Linked DNA regions of Homo sapiens: region 1 is linked to region 2. A link is an interaction called in ENCODE POLR2A ChIA-PET data of the cell type or tissue named here. Cell type or tissue: MCF 10A. All regions are shown on one strand. Each heading gives the region's core, and the rest is flanking DNA. Links, peaks and the distances in the headings are about the cores only.

What was found. ChIA-PET counts read pairs that join two places held together with the same protein. Peaks named below come from ENCODE experiments on the same cell type or tissue, not always from the same donor. Only the 100,000 strongest peaks of a DNase experiment are listed, where the experiment ranks them.
Region 1: POLR2A ChIA-PET joins it to region 2 with 6 read pairs; 2 of 35 experiments call an interaction of 5 or more read pairs at or near these places.

Annotation. Positions count from the first base shown.
Region 1 is chr1:44,326,717-44,329,623 of GRCh38, forward strand. The region is part of intron 3 of ERI3 (ERI1 exoribonuclease family member 3); the gene reads right to left. Among named protein-coding and RNA genes, the nearest start is that of ERI3, 27 kb to the right of the region's middle. In MCF 10A, for the core only: no CTCF peak of the experiment used is centred there; a DNase peak (open chromatin) is centred at 1,325.
Region 2 is chr1:44,774,173-44,777,079 of GRCh38, forward strand. RPS8 (ribosomal protein S8) reads left to right here and starts at 1,368. Exons shown (of 6, transcript NM_001012.2): 1 at 1,368-1,428; 2 at 1,862-1,968; 3 at 2,503-2,602. The coding sequence starts at 1,425. SNORD55 (small nucleolar RNA, C/D box 55) reads left to right here and starts at 1,693; the gene lies at 1,693-1,766. SNORD46 (small nucleolar RNA, C/D box 46) reads left to right here and starts at 2,320; the gene lies at 2,320-2,417. RefSeq lists a silencer at 1,412-1,621 and an enhancer at 1,702-1,991. In MCF 10A, for the core only: no CTCF peak of the experiment used is centred there; a DNase peak (open chromatin) is centred at 1,369.

The sequences.
Region 1 (2,907 bases), core at 321-2,820, 450 kb before region 2:
CAGGACAAGGAAGGGTAAAAAATCGGAGCTTTAAAAGGCTGATTTTTCACCTACATGTCCCCCTCTCCCCATCTCCATAGACCCCAAAGCAATTAAAATATAGAAAAGAGGCTGAAAATAGACACTGCTATTCTTTATTTGAGGAGAGTATGGGTGCAAAGTGAATTATAATTTACCCTTATTGAAATCTGAATTTTTCAAAAACATAATACCAATAAATGAAGGAGACCAAGTCTTAGAAACCACATCCTCACCTGAGGTGTGCACACCTGTGTCTCCCTCTGTATGTACATGACTCAGAAACAGCCACAGTTCAAACATTTTTACATATTCAATTGTAAATAACTTCAGATATTAGTGGCTTCTGTGAAGCTGACCCTTCAAGGGCACCAAACAACCAAATGATTTGTTTGTAGCTACCTGTAGACACACATTTGTCATGAAATTAATTTAAACAAATCTCAGGTTATGTGCTAGAGAGGTCCCCTGGAGGCATCACTAAGGAAGGGCCTAGAAATGGAAGGGTGCCAAGCCCAAAAAAATCTCTCTGGATAGTACTCTGGTTCTATCAGTATGTTGATAAGAGGGCCTGATCTCTCTGTGTTTCCCAGAGAAGCAGGGCCTGCCTCCCAGTCACCTGCTGTATCTCAACAGCTTATTAGGAGGTTGTGGATCAGAATAATACTAGTACTAGTTCTACTAATAAGAGCTAATACCTATAAGCCATTACATATCAAACACTGTTTTGAGCACTTAATATGTTTAACTCAGTTTATCCTCCCATCAGTCCTATAAGATTGGTACTATTATTAACCCCACTTTGCCAATAAGGCAACTGAGGCATAAAGAGTGCAAGCAACTTGCCCAAGGTCAGACTACCAGTAGGTAGTCAAGACTCAAATCCAGACAGTCCAGTTTTGGAATCTATGCTTTTAACTACTATGCTCTACTGATTCTCATCAGAACAGCGTCTACCTCAGCTTCCCTCACTTTGAAGGTCCAGAGTCCACATTCTGGGACTTGGGCACATGCAGCCAAAGCCTGTTCCATCAGTCACCCAACAAAGTGGAGGAAAGGCATGTGTCTTGCTCAGGATCACAAGATGAATCAGAGGCTTGGTTAGACAAAGACCATTTTTCAAACCAATTCAAATATTGCCTTAAGATACACTAGCTGGGGGTGAAGAAATGGCGGTGAGTAACAAGTGATCAAGACAGGACCAGGCCCACTCAGGCAGACTGAGAATTCTGGTCAGACTACTTGGCCAGGAGCCAGGGAAGCTGGCTGGGCTACAGGAGGCCTTGCTCAATAATCCCCATCCATAGCCCCAGGGACTGCTGATCTCTTCACAGAATACTGCATGCCTGTGGGGTGGTTCATAGATTCCCTGTTCTCTGCCCACAAATGATGGCCAGCAGCCAGGAAGGTAAACAGTTGTGCTGGCATGACAATAGATTTTTAAAAATTCACTGACTAGTAAGCAAGCAATACACAAACGGATACCCGCCCCCCACCCCCGCAATGCACTGAACACATTTCTCACACACTGTCCCATATGATCCCACATCTCCGTAAGCAGGCAGGAATCACTCCCCTGTTTTGCAGATGAGAAAGCTAAGAGGGTCAGCTGTTGTCAAACCAGTCCCATCACTTGAGAACTTGTTAGAAATGCAAATTTCTGGCCTCCACCCTTGCCTTTCAGAATCAGAAGCCCTGGGGATGGGGCCAACAGCCTTGGTTTTAACAGCCCTCCAGGTGACTCTGACGCTCGCTGAAGTCTGAAGTTTGAGAACCGCTGGTCCAGACTACAGCAGTGTTTCTCAGACTTCAAATGACCTGAGGAATGTGTCAGATTGCAGGTTCTATTTCAGTATATTTAGTATATTCAGATTATATTTCAGTATATTCTATTTCAGTAGGGCCGGCATGACATTCTGCATTTCTAACAAGCTCCCAGGTGATGAGGATGCTGCTGGTTCTCAGACCACAATTTAAACAGCAAAGGTGTAGTCTAGAACATTTATGTGACTAACTCCTTATCGCTGAGGTACTGACCAAATGAGAATCAGAGCCCATGGCTCTCAGCTCCCTTCTCAGAGCAAACCCTTACTTGACCCACTTTAAGCACCCGAGTCAAGCCCTCTAAGTCTGCTAACCATCGCTAGCTCTTATCACCAGACATTTCATCCTCCTTGCTGCCAAGAGCTAGGGCAGAAAAACAGGCCTGTCACATCCAAGAACTTCACAGAGTAGACTGGCACATCTCTGTCAGGGAGCTAGCAAAAAGTCTTCTTGTCATGGCAGTGCCTGCTTCCTTTAGGAATACTGTCAAGACCAGGGCATCAGCTACCCTCAGAGTGCTCAGCACACTATTGTCTCAGCCCTCCAGAAAAAAACCTTCCTCTGTCCAGATGAACCAAAAAGCAGGACTGGGTACCTCTCCTATGAGAAGACCGCTCATTACAGACACAAGCCAGGAGCTTATCTGGTCTATCTAACTGCCTCTGGTCCTGAGAAAGGCCTCTCCAACCCTGGCCACAAATTTGGAGCAGGATCACAGAATTCCTGCATATCCTAAGGCACCTACTTGGGGACTCCTTGCTATCCTCACCAGCCACCACATTCAACACCATCAACCATGAATTTCCTTTCAGGTCTGCCCCCGACATTGTTTCTCTAGTCACATTACCTTTCCAGTGAAAGTAGACCTGATCAAAATGCCATGTTTCATCTCACTCATCAGCCCTACCCACCCATCTGTAACTACCAATCCCGTTCAGTTGACCAGCTGGCCTTTAAAATGCCGCTAGTGTTGTGAACAACGCAGACATGTCCCTGCATTTCCAGACAATGCAATCTCAAATCATGGCTCTCAGTTTTATCACACTTTTAGAGAGCAAGATTCCA
Region 2 (2,907 bases), core at 287-2,786:
ACAATTGAACTCATGGTCCTAGAGAGTAGAAGGATGGTTACCAGAGGCTAGAAAGGGTAGTGGGAGGGTAGGGGGAAGTGGGGATGGTGGGGATGGCTAATGGGTACAAAAATAAAATATCATCATAAATAAGACCTACTATTTGATAGCAAAACAGGGTGACTATAATCAATAATAACTTGTGTATTTTATTTTTTTGAGACAGAGTTTTACTCCATCACCCAGGCTGGAGTGAGTGCATTGGTGCCATCTCGGCTCACTGGAACCTCCACCTCCCGGTTCAAGTGATTCTCCTTCTTCAGCCTCCAGACGGAGTTGCTGGAATTACAGGCGCCCGCCACCACGCCCGGCTAATTTTGTTTTGTTTGTTTGTTTTGTTTTGAGACGGAGTTTCGCTCTGTCGCCAGACTGGAGTGCAGTGGTGCGATCTCGGCTCACTGCAACCTCCAGCTCCCTGGTTCAAGCGATTCTCCTGCCTCAGCCTCCCTGAGTAGCTGGGATTACAGGTGTGCGTCACCATGCTCAACTAAATTTTGTATTTTTTTAGTAGACACGCGGTTTCACCATGTTGGCCAGGCTGGTCTCGAACTCCTGACCTCGTGATCCGCCCGCCTCCGCCTCCCAAAAGTGCTGAGATTACAGGCGTGAGCCACCGCGCCAGGCCTAAAAATTTTTTTTAATTAAAAAATAGATATCCTTCTAGCTCAGAAAAGTTAGCTGATCCCTCCTTTATACTCTCTTCCTAAGTTCCGTTCATTCTGGTGGCTTTAATTACCATTTATAAGCCAACGATTCCCAAAATAACATCTTCGGTGCAGATCCCTTATAAGGATGACCAGTCATTAATATTCAGCTTCCTATCTGTTAGTCCCACTCAACATGACTTAGCAAGATCTCAAAATGAACGTGTCCAGAACAGCTCCTACCTTAGCCTACCCCATCTCAGTAAATGGCCCCAATATTTATCCGATTGATCAAGTGACAATCTTAGGAATCCTTGACACCGCCCTCTCCCTCAATCCCCATGTCCAATCTACCACCAAACCCTTCAAAACAAAACCCAAGTCCACACTCGTTTCCAATTCCATTGCCTTCCACTCTTTTTCAACGCAGCCGCACCCACATCTCATCCTAAACGACCGCAGCAGCCTCTGAAACTAGTCTAAACACGCCCAGATCTGCCGACGCCGCAGACCCCCTTCCCCCAGCCCAGGGTCGGAGGCGAGTCGCCGGGGGTCGGCAGAGGTCAGCAGCCTGCGAGACCCTCCTAGGCTCGTGGCCCTAGGCGCGGCAGCTGACACGTAAGTCTCGTCGCCCGACGTTGTTTCGGCGCTCAGAAACAACGTAAAGTAAAGGGGCGGGGCAGCGTTTTACAAACCGAACCGTGAATCTTTGCGGTTTCTCTTTCCAGCCAGCGCCGAGCGATGGGTGAGTGTCGCTCTGCATTGAGGCGGGTGAAGGGAGGTTGAGCTCAATCAGGCCCCATCCTGCTTCACAGCCTACTGAGGAGTCCAGACGCCCCGACCCCCGGCCAGGGACAGCCACGAGGAGTGGTGGCCCTCGGGTTTCGGCCGCCCAGCCCGTCTCTGGGGGCTGCGAAGGCTCTGGGCTCCGGGTTCCGGGCCGCGGGCTGCGGGCTCCGAGCGGCGCCAACATGGCTGCCGCGAGGAGGAGGCCCCGGCCTGGCCGCACGTGTATGATGACAACTCGGTAATGCTGCATACTCCCGAGTGCGCGGTGGGGAAGCCAACCTTGGAGAGCTGAGCGTGCGACCGGCCCGGCGCGGGGGTCTCCGGGAGCTGGCGAGTCGCTAGCACCGAGTCACAGTGGCTCAAGCTTCCTTCCCCGCTTCCACATGCAGGCATCTCTCGGGACAACTGGCACAAGCGCCGCAAAACCGGGGGCAAGAGAAAGCCCTACCACAAGAAGCGGAAGTATGAGTTGGGGCGCCCAGCTGCCAACACCAAGGTGGGTGCGAGCGTGGGCCTGTCCGCCTGGGAGGTCGCCTTCCCCCGCTCTCCAGCGTGCTCGGGTCTTTCCGTGTGACAGTTGTGCGTTCTTTCTTGGGCTCTGATTTCTCTGTAGTAGGGCCTGGGTGTCCTGTCCCCCTTTAGCTGTTGGATAAGTAAGTACCAAAGAGGGAATGCTCCCTCAGGCCCCCAAACCTGGAGCTTAGGATTTCAGAGAGAAGGATACTGTGTGGGGACTTGAGCTTCTGGAGAGGGTGGCGCCTCGCGTCATAGTCAGAAGCCTAGTCTTGTTTTTTTTACAGAGGCTTAATTTTCAGCATTTGGGGTCAGGCTTTCCTCTTGGAGGCAAGTAGGGTGATGAAAAAGAATCCTTAGGCGTGGTTGTGGCCGTCTTGGTCACCTGTGTGCCACTTGCCAATGCAAGGACTTGTCATAGTTACACTGACTGTTGCCTCCTCCCGGCCCAGGTTCCTCTCCCTCACTTGCCTTGCTCTCCTTGGTAACCTAGTTCCTGTAACCTTGTGTTTTCCAGATTGGCCCCCGCCGCATCCACACAGTCCGTGTGCGGGGAGGTAACAAGAAATACCGTGCCCTGAGGTTGGACGTGGGGAATTTCTCCTGGGGCTCAGAGTGTGAGTGAGGCCCTTTGGGAGTGGGTGGGAAAACGCACCTAAACGGTCTTAAGATTCACCAAGTGGGCCTGGCGCGGTGGCTCACGCCTATAAGCCCAGCACGTTGGGAGGCCGAGGCGGGCGGATCACCTGAGGTCAGGAGTTCGAGTCCAGCCTGGGCAACAGAGCGAGACTCTCAGTAAAAAAAAAGATTCAAGTGCTTTTAGCAAGTAGTCTGTGGCTTAGACCAAGGCATTTGAAGTTTCTCCTTGCTGAAAGATCTTAAGGTAGCTGGGGAGTTCTCTCCACCCAGGCTGTCCTGCTCC